Regions from separate parts of the Homo sapiens genome. Here region 2 is linked to region 1. A link is a contact called in ENCODE Hi-C or POLR2A ChIA-PET data. All regions are on one chromosome and are shown on one strand. The core of a region is the stretch at or near the end of the contact, and the rest is flanking DNA. Distances in the headings are between cores, read along the strand shown. Region 1 overlaps LOC107984218 (a long non-coding RNA gene). Region 2 overlaps LOC101929279 (a long non-coding RNA gene).

Region 1 (6,433 bases), core at 1,768-4,267:
TCAGGGGCAGGGCATGCAGCCCTCGGTTACCCCTCCCTCACCCCCCCTCACCTCTGACCTGTCCTCTGTCCCCTCCCAGTCTCTTTCCTTTGGTTAGCCCTTCCTGAGGTTGTCTAGGAGGTGGGAAAGGAAGGGGCTCATTTTTGTTCCCTTCCTAGTCCTGTCCAGGCACCGGTCCCAGGACTCTGCTCAAGAACCTGGACCAAAAACCAAGGGCAAGAGGAGGCTCTCTTGTTCCTTTTCAATTAGCTTGTTTTTTTTTTTGAAGGAGTTTCACTCTGCCGCCCAGGCTGGAGTGCAGTGGTGCAATCTCGGCTCGCTGCAGCCTCTACCTCCTGAGTTCAAGTGATTCTCCTGCCTTACCCTCCTAAGTAGCTGGGACTGCAGTCACCTGCCACCATGCCCAGCTAATTTTGTGTGTTTTTAATAGAGACAGGGTTTCACCATGTTGACCAGGCTGGTCTCAAACACCTGACTTCAGATGATCCACCCTCCTTGGCCTCCCAAACTTTTTTTTTTTTTTTTGAGGCAGAGTCTCACTGTCACCCAGGCTGGACTGCAGTGACACAATCTTATCTCACTGCAACCTCTGCTTCCCAGGCTCAAGTGATTCTCCTGCCTCAGCCTCCTGAGTAGCTAGGATTACAGGCGCACACCACCACACCCAGCTACTCTGTATTTTTAGTAGCGATGAAGTTTCGCTGCATCAGCCAGGCTGGTCTTGAACTCCTAACCTCAGGTGATCTGTCTGCCTTGGCCCCCCAAAGTGCTGGGATTATAGGCCTGAGCCACCTTACCTGACCACTTTTGTTCTTTTTCTACTATTTTCCATGAGCCTTTTGGTTATGCAGTTAGCTTTGCCCCCAGGCTGGGAGGATAATTCCTCCAGCACAGAAATTCTTCAGGGAAGTAGGAAAATGTTGGTCTGCCCATTGTTGACAACCCCCAAAAGCCATAAGGTGATTTTGGCCACATCCCAGCATAGCAAGGGAGGCCCCTGAGGACCTACCAAAAATTCGGGCCATCCCCCATCTGCTTTCAAGCAACCCCTATCCTGAGATGGCTTAACTGACTCTCCCTCAGGAGTGTGTTTTGGGAGTGACAGAATGCCTGTCTTTAAACAGTCTTTGGCCCAAAATCCAGGGACATGCAGGGAGTTCGAGGAGATCAAATACAATCTAGAGAGACTGTGAAAAATGGATTAGTCCTTTGCTGAAGGGTGTTTTACTTTAGGATTCGAACTTGAATTTCTTGTTCGGTAGACATTGCTTTCCTCCTCTGGCCTGTTTTCCCCTACTTCCCGAGTACTTGACCACACAGGTAAAGTCTACCCTCCCCAGCCTTCCATGTGACTGGGTGTGGCCATATAACCAAGTTCTTTTCAGAGAGACAGATGCCACTTCTGCCTCACTTGCTCAAGAGGAATTTGCTGTCCCAGACGCTCTCTCTTTTTCCCTTCAATGACATCTCACGACCTGGCCCCAGCTTTGCAGCCAAAGGCAACACCCTAGGAGATGATGAAATCACAAGACAGACACCTGGGTCCTTGCCAGTGAGGGTCAATGCTCTGATTTATTTAGCAGAAACAGTCCTCCAATGTGGAGACCATTACATGAGAGAGAAATAAACATCTATCTTCCTTCAGGCACCATGTGTTTGGTCTCTTGGCTATAGCAGCTGACCCTTTATCTCGAGGCATTCATTGTCCACATGAGTTTCAGGGATCATAACCTCTATGCCACGCTTCCACTCTTAGCACAATTGTCAACACCTCCCTTCTCAAGAACAGCAATTTGCCTGCCTCTATTTTCCAAATACTTTGAAATCCATCAGTCTTTCTTATGATCCCAGGAGTGGCCAAAGATTATTATGATGGAGAGCGCCCTACTTACAAATCAGGCTCTATAGTTAGAGGATAAGATGAAAGTCATACAGAGTCAAAGAGATCCTTGAAAAATGCTCCAGGGGGAGGGTGCAGTGGCTCACGCCTGTAATCCCAGCACTTAGGGAGGTCCAGGTGGGAGGTTCACTTAAGGCCAGGAGTTGGAGACCAGCCTGGGCAATGTAGCCAGACCCCATCTCTACAAAAAAAAAAAAAAAGTGTTCTGGAAGTCTCCATGTAAGATCATCTCTCAATAAGCCCAACATGGGGTAGCTTTTTCTTCACCCCAGGGTGTCTGGATTACATCCACAAGCTGCGCAGTAGAAGAAATATCTCTGAAACATGTTCAGTATGGCAAGATGCTCACAACATGTCAAAGCCTTGAGTTTCAAGACAGACAGAACAGAGAGCAGATTCTCATGCTCAGCTCACCCGGGGCAGTGGTTCTCAACCAGAGGTGATTTTGCCCCCAAGGGGGACCTGTAGCAATGTCTGGAGACATTTTTATTATGACTGGTGTAGAAGGCTCCTGGCATCTGGTGGGTAGAGGCAGAGATGCCGCAAAATATCCTCCAATGCACGGGACAGCCACCATAAAACAAAGAATGATCTGGCCCAAAATGTCAAGAACTCTGAGGCTGAAAAACCTTTCTCTAAGGCATAGGTTTATTGAGAGGCATGGCCTAGCAGATCGTCATGTGTAAACACTCCAGAATTCTCCCCAACCCTTTCCCTGACTTGTCCATGTTTATTTTCATTTGAGCAAGTTAAATATGCTCCCCTCGTTGCTCTTTGAGCCTGACAGGATGAGGATGACAAGATCATGGATCCTTGGCAATGTCTTGAGTGTCCTAGAGACCAAAGATATCCTATCCAGGCTGGTTCAGGGAGTTTCATCAATCACAGTTCACCGTGCTGGATCTTGTCTAATTTGTTGCTTTCTAAATAGTAGCCTCCCACTCTCCTGTGGAAAGAATGTTCTGCTGATGTGAGGCTTTCCTTGTCAGGGACACCTCCCGCCACAGCCAGTCTCAAAGCTTCTCTCCTTTGTTTCATCCTGGAATGTTTCAAGAAACACCCACCCCACGCCAGCCGCACACATCTCATAGTTGCTCTCCCAGGGTGTCTTCTGCTCTCGTGATCCCCCTCCAGCCTTGCCTCGTAAATCAGCCCGCGACCTCGCCTCCCTGGGGCTGCTGCGCTTCTCTGAACTCGCTCCAGTGGGTCCACATCTTTCTGATAATGAGGTGCCAGACAGGAGCGGAGGGGCCTGCTGCGATCCGTGGGAGCGTTCAAGCCCTGTCCTGGGGAGCGCTGGGGGTGGAGCCCGGTGTCATGGTAGGGAGGGGGCCCTCTGGAAGCTTCAGTGCCTGAAGGGCTCACATAAGGCACCTCACTTCTTTATTCTTGCAGAGGCCCTTGATGGTGGACAGACCCCAGCACGGCCCTGGACAGATTGTGAGGCACAGAGAAGTCACCTGCCACCTCCCCACCGTCAGAACAATGATGGCAGACACCACCAGGTCCTGAGGCTCTCCTGGCCTTTGGGCACTGTTCCTGCTGCCTTACAGACATGATCTCATTGAACACTCATGAACACTCACAACATCATAAGCCTCACTCGGGCATCTATGCTAGACACTGAGGGGACAGCAGAGAGCCAAGAAGACAAAAACCTTGGCTGTCAGAGAAAGAGGTTGCGTTCTAGTGGGGGAAATAGACAAAATAAGGAACACACATGGTACAGTTGTGTGTCACTTAACAGTGGGGATATGTTATGAGAAATGTGAAGGCAATTTCATCATCGTGTGAACATCATAATGTTATAGGAGTTAATAAGAAATTATTTTAGGCAGATAGGGAAAGCGGTCCTTGGAAAGTTTTTGTTTCTTTTAAAGCAGCTAAAGAAAAGTTTCTTATCTAGCAGGAAAGCTCCGGCTCTTAGAGCTAGGCCGGCAACCTCTGATATGCAAATAAATGCTGGCCATTAGAAAATGGGTCCACCCAAACATGGCGATTCTCACCCTCTTCCTTGCCCTCACATGTGCCTGGCAACATGGCGGCACCCCCATATCCCCATGTGTGTAGAATATCATGGCGCCCTGCATTTGCAAAAAAAAAAAAAAAGTGTATATATAACTTCTGTTAATCAAAAGTCGCAACTAAGAAAATAAAAATGCAAGCCACAAAGTGGGAGAAGTTACTTGCAATACATTTCCTAACAAAGGATTCGTATCTAAAATATATAAAGAATTCCTACAAATTAATAAGGAAAGGGTAGATGACCGCAAAGAAACATTACAAAGTCTTGAATAAACACAGAAGACAATATCCAAATGGCCAATAACATAGGAAAAAGTATTCGACTCCATCACTCATCAAGGAAATGCAAATTAAAACCACAATGAGGCCTGGCGCGGTGGCTCATGCCTGCAATCCCAGCACTTTGAGAGGCTGAGGCAGGCGGATCACGAGGTCAGGAGATTGAGACCATCCCGGCTAACATGGTGAAACCCCGTCTCTACTAAAAAAATACAAAAAGTTAGCTGGGGGTGGTGGCACACGCCTGTAGTCCCAGCTACTCAGGAGGCTGAGGCAGGAGAATCGCTTGAACCTGGGAGGCATAGGTTGCCGTGAGCTGAGATCACGCCACTGCACTCCAGCCTGAGCAACAGAGTGAGACTCCATCTCAAAAAAAAAAAAACAAACAAAACCAAAACAAAAACAAAAAACCCCAAAAAACACCACAATGAGGTGTCTGTAGACACACATCAAAATGTTTCAAAATTATTAAAATATTGACCGCATAAAGCGTTAGTGCGATGGTTAATTTTAGGTGTCATCTAAACTGTGCCACAGAGTGCCTCATTAAATCATATTTCTGGATGTGGCTGCGAGGGTGTTTCTGGATGAGATTAGCATTTGAAGGAGTGGACTCAGTGAGGCAGGTTTTCCTCCCCAGTGTGGATGGGTACCATCCAATCCGTTGAGGGGCTGAATGGAACAAAAAAAGCAGCGAAGAGTGAATTTGCCAAATTTTGCTTCCAGCCTTCCTGTTTGAGCTGGGACATCAGTCCTCTGCTGCCCTTGGACTGGGATTCACATCGTTGGCTCTGGCCTTTGGACTTGGACTTAGACTGGAATCACAGCACTGGTTTTCCTGGGTCTCCAGCTTGCAGATGGCAGATCACAGGATTTCTCAGCCTCTATAATCACCTTAAGCCAATTCATTATAATGAATCTCTTCCTATGGCCTATTTGTTCTATTTCTCTGGAGAGCCCTAACTAATACAACCAGTGGGTTGTGAGGCAATGGGAACTACTTCCACTGCCTATTCAAGACTTTTGAATGATTCTTTCTGGTCGTCTGTCTTTTCCTTATTGATTTGTAGGAATTCTTTATATATTTTAGATGTGAATCCTTTGTTAGGAAATATATTGCAAGTATCTTCTCCCATTTTATGGCTTGCCATTTCATTTTCTTAGTTATGGTTGTAGCAGTATAAATTGGTACAATCACTTTGGAAAACTGGTTGCAAGTATCTATTAAAACTGAACTTATGTGAATCCTAGGATCCAGTAATTCTATTCTTCAGTATATACGCAATGTGTTCACCAAAAGACATATGCAAGAATAGCCCTAAACTGGAAACAGTGCAAATGGATAACTAAATGATGGGATATCCATGCAGTGAAATATACACAACAATGAAAATGAATAAGCTACTATGTCCTACAACAGGAAGGATAAATCCCAAAAATAATATTGAGTGGAAAAAAGAAAAACAGACACCAGAAGAGTAACAATTTTACTATTCCATTTATATAAAGTTCAAAAACAAGCAAAGTGAATCTATAACAATAGAAGTTTAGGTGGTGGTCACATTTGGAGAGGCAGTGGTGAGTGTGGAGGGCTTCCAAGATGCTGGGAATGTCCCGTGTGGAGATGTGGTGGTTATGGAGCATGGACGTAGCAAAACCCATCAAGCTGTACGCTTAAGCAGAGGGCACTTTATGTACTTTACTGTGAGTATGTAGCACCTCATTTTAAAGAATCGATCCATTAAGCAAATTCATAGGGGTAAAAAAAATGTTCCACCAAATCATTCTCCGTGCAAGTGGCGTGCAGTCGGGTGACACAAGGTGCAGAAGCAAGGGGTGGAGGGTGTGTATCTACAAGTTGAAGCGCAGGGTCTTTTGTAACGTTGGTAACTCCTCACAACCACCTCCTCTACTCCTTCCCAGTGGGAAGCAGGAAACGCCTGCTGATCACTTAAACTCGCTCTGCTCACCAACAATTGTACACTTTTTCATATCCAGAGTTATTTCTGGGGGAGATGGACACTTTCATACACAGCTGGTGAGAGTGAAAATTGGAGGACAATTTGGCACTTATCAGTCACAGTTTTTCAGGTGCATGTCTCCTCATTCGACAATTACAGTTCCAGGCGTCTGTATGTGTGCACGGAGATCCTTATATGAGGATGGAGGAGGCTTATTGCAGCAGTAAGAGCAACAATAACAAAAAAGCTGACAATCTAAACATCAATA
Region 2 (6,433 bases), core at 1,423-3,922, 230 kb before region 1:
ATGGCTTTACGTTTTTAAAGTTCGCTTACTCCAAATAATTAAAATGCTTTATAGACTTTATGTAGCAGCTTCGCCAGGAGGAGGCTGTTTCAAAGGAGAAGTGACATTCATGCCGTGACTTGGGGGAAACAGGCAAGGATAGGTATTGAACGGAACCTTAGGACTTTGAAATCAGATGCACCATGTCTTTTATTGCTGCTGTTTTTGTTTGTTTGCTTGTTTTTGAGACAGAGTTTTGTTCTTGTTGCCCAGTCAGCTCACTGCAACTTCTGCCTCCCAGGTTCAGGCGATTCTCCTGCCTCAGCCTCCCGAGTAGCTGGCATTACAGGCATGTGCCACCACACCCGGCTAATTTTGTATTTTTAGTAGAGATGGGGTTTCTCCATGTTGGTCAGGCTGGTCTTGAACTCCCGACCTCAGGTGATCCACCCGTCTCGGCCTCCCAAAGTGTTGGGATTACAGGCGTGAGCCACCCTGCCCATCCTATTGCAGCTGTTTTGTTTTATGTTGTTGTTTTTAAAGATAGGGTCTCACTCTGTCACCCAGGCTGGAGTACAGTGGTGTGATCATAGCTTACTGCAGCTTCAAGTTCCTGGGCTTAAGAGATCCTCCTGCACCAGCCTCCTGAGTAGTGAGTCTCAGGGAGTACAGACGCATGCCACCATACCCAGCTTTTTTAAAAAAATTATTTATTTATTTATTTATTTATTTTTTGTAGGGGTGGGATCTTGCTATGTTGCCCAGGCTGGTCTCAAACTCCTAGCCTTCCACCTCAGCCTCCAAAGTGCTGGCATTACAGGCATGAGCTACCATGCCTGGCCTACACCTTGATTTTAACTATTGCTCTGCCATTTTCTTGCCGTTACTTGACCTTGGACAATTTATTTCCTGTGAGCCTCAGGTTCTTTGTGTGTGAAATGGAATAAGATTGTTCTATTACAGATTTGTCACATGGAGATTACAGAGTAAATGTCTATCAAGTGTCTAGCTCGGTTCCTGTTTCTCTCAGGTGTCTCCAGGTGCAGCCTGTGCATCATGGAAATGTCTGTAGGTCTGACACCTTTGGCAGGGAATGTCCTGTGGCCCCAGCTCGTTCCTTGATGTAGTCTGTGCATCATAAAATGTCACAATGGCAGCTTTGTTTATTGGCTTTCCCCAACAGCATTGGGGAAAATTGCTGCCGAGTATTTTTCCATTTATGGAGAGCTGCTCTCCATATATGTGCTGCTCTTATATAAGATTTGGGCTCAGGCTTGCTGGTTTGCTGGTGTGCATCCTATTGTCCCTAAATAGGGCAAAGAGCACCCCATGGTCCCCTGATGAATATGCAAACTGAGGGCAACTGGAGCCTGAGCAACCTCTCCTGTTTCATGCTCAACCAGTGTGTTTCCCATCCCTTATACACCTCCTCATTCAAAGAAGGATTCCAAGCAACTTACAGAGCTAGAACCAATGTAAGAAGCAATCACGAGTAGCTGAGGCAGGAGAATCGCTCGAACCCGGGAGGCGGAGGTTGCAGTGAGCCGAGACCATGCCACTGCACTCCAGCCTAGCAACAGACCGAGATGCCGTCTAAAACAAACAAACAAAAAGAAGAAATCACGAGGATGCAAAAATAAGAATAGTAACCCAAATGTAGGTCATAAGGCTTTGACTGCATTGGTAGAGGTGGCTTTCAAATTTGGCTCTGAACATCTTAGCAGCCGGGGTGGAAAGGAAAGCAGATGTAGCCAGCTTGTGATACCATCCGGCAAAACCATGTTCCCAGTACAAAAAGGAGCGTAAATCGTTTTAGCTGGTATTAAGTCTACATATATTTAGTACTCATGGGGCACACGGACCTTTTATGGAGACAGGGACTTGTTGGATTAACAAAAGCAGCAATGTTATCCCTGAACTCACTAACATTTATAATCTGATTTTTCAAGGCAATTAGTTTGTGGAAAGCCACAAGCAATATTTTGAACAGATTTCATGGAAGCAGTGGAGCCGCGGGGCATTCTGTGAGGCGCTCTGCGTCTGGTCTCTTCTCTCTGATGAACTGCTCAGGTGGCATCGGCTCATCTCAGTCTACCCCTCATGGCACATAGGAATACAAATAGACACCTACCCAAAAAATGAATGCCACCCTATGTGTGTATTTTGATCACACCCTTTAAACATTGATGAGGTTTTTGCTTGTAGTAAATTAAAAACAGTCAATCCAACAGGGAACTTGAAAAATATATGATTCTCGTTCACACAGTGAAACCATAATTATTTGTGCCCCGTTGGGAATCTCTAGGTTTCCATGTGGTTCTTTCAAAACCCCTGTAACAGAGGAGGCTCTTCAGGGAAGGCGGGGCCTGAAAGCCCTGAACGGGCATTGGGGAAAATAGCTGCACAGTTTTTCTTTTAGTGTTGTGGAGGAGGGAGAGGGAGCAGAGGTCTTGGAAATCATTGAGTACGCGGGGGGCAGAGAGGGTAGAGACAGGTGAAAGAACTGAAACACACTGAGAGGTCACAGAAAGTCCTCTGTTAACAGCAATAGCCAAAATATCTCCCGGAAATTGGGAAACATTGCTGTTATGTATAAAATTATATTAAGCTTCCAGCTCTGAGCCCACGTTTCCTCCTTCAGCCGCACATTCCTTTCCGCCACTCACTCTGCTGCCTTCTCGTCCTGTTTGTGCAACTGACATGTGATCTCTCAAAACCAAGCCTGGACTTGACTTCACTCACCGACCTTTGTTCCAAAAAGAGACCCTCTCACGCTGCAAGCTTTGGCTCCCTGGAACATGGGGCTGCCCGGGAAGAGCGCCCATTGCTTTTGTAGCAATGGCCTGGGGCACGTGGATTAGGTTTGCTGTTTTGCAGTAATGCTGCACACTCAGCCTCACAGGGTGATCCTTGACTGACAGCTGTGCTCCTCCCCAGCTGTGGGGGAAGTTACTATTCTTATCAAACAGTACGGGTCCATCATTATGTTTCCTGCAGCAACCTCACTTGATTTTCACCAAGTATTATCATCAGTACCTTCTTCCCAATTTCTCATTTTGAAAATATTCAAACGTGCAGAAAAATGGAAAAAATCATAAAGTGAAATTTTTACACTTTTGGACCAGAGTCACCAATTTTGCCCCATTTGCTTGTTCTCTCTCCAGTGCACGCTTGGGTGCACCTCTCTCTCTCTCTCTCTCTCTGTCTCTCTCTCTATCTTTCTCTTCCTCTCCCCCGGCCACTCCCTCCCTCTTTGTTCTATGTTATTTATATACATATATCCACTTCTTTTTGCTTAACTATTTGAAAATAAATTGTAGTCATCACAATAGTTCATCTCTAAATACTTCAGCATGAATCTCCTTAGAATTAGAATGGTTTCCTACCTAATTGTAGTATCATTGTCATACTTAATAAAATGAAGAATTTCAGCCAGGTGCGATGGCTCATGCCCGTAATCCCAGCACTTTGGGAGGCCAAGGCGGGTGGATCACTTGAGGTAAAGAGTTTGAGACCAGCCTGGCCAACATGGTGAAACCCCATCTCTATTAAAAATACAATAAATTAGCCAGGTGTGGTGGCATGTGCCTTTAGTCCCAGCTACTGAGGAGGCTGAGGCAGGAGAATTGCTTGAACCCAAGAGGCGGAGGTTGCAGTGAGCCAAGATTGCACCACTGCACTCCATCCTGGGCAACATGGCAAGACTCTGTCTCAAAACTAAATAAATAAATAAAATGAACAATTTCATTATATCTTCTCATGCAGTATATATTCCTTTGTCCAATTCAGGATCCTATTAAGTTTCAAGCATTGCATGTGACTGTTACTGCTCTTTAATTTCTTTATTATAGAACAGTCCACATGCTTTTCTATCTTTTGTGATGCATTTTTTGAAGAGTTCAGACCAATGGTCTTGTGCCATATTCTGCCTTCCAGATTGATCTGGTTGTCTCTTCATGGTGGTGTTTACTGTGTTCCTGGTAGCTCCTATTTTTTCCCTGTAACTCAGAGTACCTTAAGTCTAAATGTGTGATTAGATTCAGCTTAAACAACATTGGTAAGAACATTACAGAAGTGGCCTTGAAAACTTGTGCTTTCATCACATCAAGAGGCACATGCTATTAGGTTGCCCTAATATTTGTGATGCAAGTTTGATATTTTGGCTAAGACTGTGACCACCAGATCTCTCCATTGTATAGATGCAGTTTGCTGTTGTTTTCAACTGTCAAATTATCTGTAGGGGGGATACTTTGAGATTGTTTGAATACCTTGTCACTAACAATATTGTGTCCAGCTGTTAAAGAATACATGAAGATCCCTGCCTCAATCAGTTATTACATTGAGAGCTGCAAAATTATTTTTTAAATTTGAGAATCTTTTCAACATTTATTAACTGGACTTCTGTAAAAGAGGAGTTTCCTTTCTTCTTCCACCTTTATTTCTCTCTCTCTCTCTCTCTCTCTCTCTCTCTCTCTCCCCTTCACTCCCTTTCTCTCTCTTTGTGGCACAAGTCATCTCAGGCTCATCTTGTGCTTTCTCTGCCCCAGATCTAAAGTCAGCCATTTCTCGAGGGATCCCTGGTTCCTTTTAGTGGGAATGACACTTAGAAGCCAAAATCTGGGCACTGGTTGTGCTCAGGCCATTTCAGCAAGCAAAGCTGGGAGATGCGTTGTCAACATAATCATGAGTTCTTTTTTTTTTTTTTTTTTGAGACAGAGTCTAGCTCTGTCACCCAGGCTGAAGTGCAGTGGCATGATCTCGGCTCACTGCAACCTCTGCCCCCTGGGTTCAAGCAATTCTCCTGCTTCAGCCTCTAGTGTAGCTGGGATTGCAGCTGCCTGCCACCACACCCAGCTAAATTTTGTATTTTTAGTAGAGACGGGGTTTCACCATCTTGGCCAGGCTGGTCCCGAACACCTGACCTCGTGATCCACCCGCCTAGGCCTCCCAAAGAGCTGGGATTACAGGCGTGAGCCACTGCGCCCAGCCAGTCATGAGTTCTTAATGACATTTCCTGCACAAATGTCATAGTATAGGACTTCTCTTATCTTCCTTTATTTTGTATTTTCATCTCTTTTGTATTTCATCTCTTTTCTCTTACAGAGAGAATCTTGTTTCCTAAGTAGATTATTTGCTTTATCCAAAATAAAAATAGAACTGTTTTAGAGTTACATTGTGTTAGGGTTCTCCACAGAAACAGAACCAAAAGGATCTGTGTGTATGTGTATGTGTTTTTATATGTGTATCTATAAACATATATATATATATGCCTGTAACCCCAGCACTATGAGAGGCTGAGGCAGGTGGATCACTTAGGCCCAGTAGTTTGAGACCAGCCTGGCCAACATGGTGAAACTTCATCTCTACTAAAAATACAAATCTTAGCCGGGCGTGGTGGCACATGGCTGCGATCCCAGCTACACAGGAGACTGAGGCACAAGAATCACTTGAACCCGGGAGGTGGAGGCTGCAGTGAGCTGAGATCTCACCACTGCACTGCAACCTAGGTGACAGAGTGAGACTCTGTCTCAAAACAAACAAACATATATAATTTTTATATGTATATATATAAAAAACATATAAACATATATAAACATATATTATATATAATATATGCAATAAACATATATAATATAAATGTATACAATAAACATAGATTTACTCTAAGGAATTGGCTCATGCAATTACAGAGGCTGACAAATCCCAAGATCTGCAGCCAGCAAGACCCAGGAGAGCCAGGCCAATGGCCAGCAGGCTTGAGACCCTGATAGAACCAATGTTTCAGTTTAAGTCTGAAGGTAGGAAAAGAAATGATGTCCCAACCTGAAGGCAGTTAGGAGGAGGAGTTCTCTTTTATTCATGGGAGAGTCAGGCTTTTTGTTCTGCTTAGGCCTTCAGCTGATTGGATGAGCCCCACCCACAGTCGGGCAGTCTGCTTTTATTCATTCTACCAACTCACATGTCACTCTCACCTAGAAACACCCCCACAGACACACCGAAAGTGTTTGACTAATGTCTGGGCAACGCATGGCCTGGTAAAGTTGACCTGTAAAATGAACTAACATTACTGCTGTCAACAAAACTATTAAGTCAACTTTCATATTTATTTACCGTTCTTTTTGGCCTTAGCCTGTATCCCATTACAGATGGCAGTCAGAAATAAGAGTAAGTTGAGGGCTGAGCACAGAGGCTTGTGCCTGTAATCCCAGCACTTTGGGAGGCCAAAATGGGAGGACCACTTGAGGCCAGGAGCTCAAGACCAGCCTGGGCAACAGAGCAAGATCTCACCTCTGCAAAAAAAAAAAAAAAGAAAAAAAAAGGAAGAAGAAAGAAAAGTAACTTGAATTAGCCAGCATGAAAAGATTTTTAAAATTAAAAGTTACTTGAAATACTTTTTTTCTCTCTGTGGTTATTTTTAATTTGATATCTATATTTATGCTTACTTCTGTTTGCA

What was found. Hi-C counts contacts between places; a loop is a spot of excess contacts on that map. ChIA-PET counts read pairs that join two places held with the same protein, here RNA polymerase II (POLR2A). Pooled maps may share reads with other maps.
Region 2: a loop to region 1 is called in a map of vagina, with 2.7 times the contacts of the local background. The contact joins two enhancer-like sites. A Hi-C loop is called at or near these places in 18 of 168 maps with a recorded cell type or tissue (GM23248, HAP-1, HepG2 and 14 more) and 2 of 50 pooled maps. POLR2A ChIA-PET finds 5 or more read pairs at or near these places in 2 of 52 experiments (activated CD4-positive, alpha-beta T cell and activated naive CD4-positive, alpha-beta T cell).

Annotation. Positions count from the first base shown.
Region 1 is chr10:29,990,127-29,996,559 of GRCh38, reverse strand. LOC107984218 (a long non-coding RNA gene) reads left to right here. Exons shown (of 2, transcript XR_001747403.2): 2 at 3,296-4,072. Among named protein-coding and RNA genes, the nearest start is that of JCAD, 66 kb to the left of the region's middle. Within about 2 kb of position 3,017, at least 3 of the 41 ENCODE cell types and tissues checked have a DNase peak (open chromatin) inside an H3K27ac peak, as active enhancers do.
Region 2 is chr10:30,216,515-30,222,947 of GRCh38, reverse strand. LOC101929279 (a long non-coding RNA gene) reads right to left here. Exons shown (of 3, transcript NR_120653.1): 2 at 6,091-6,269. Among named protein-coding and RNA genes, the nearest start is that of MTPAP, 130 kb to the left of the region's middle. RefSeq lists a silencer at 2,849-2,938. Within about 2 kb of position 2,672, at least 8 of the 41 ENCODE cell types and tissues checked have a DNase peak (open chromatin) inside an H3K27ac peak, as active enhancers do.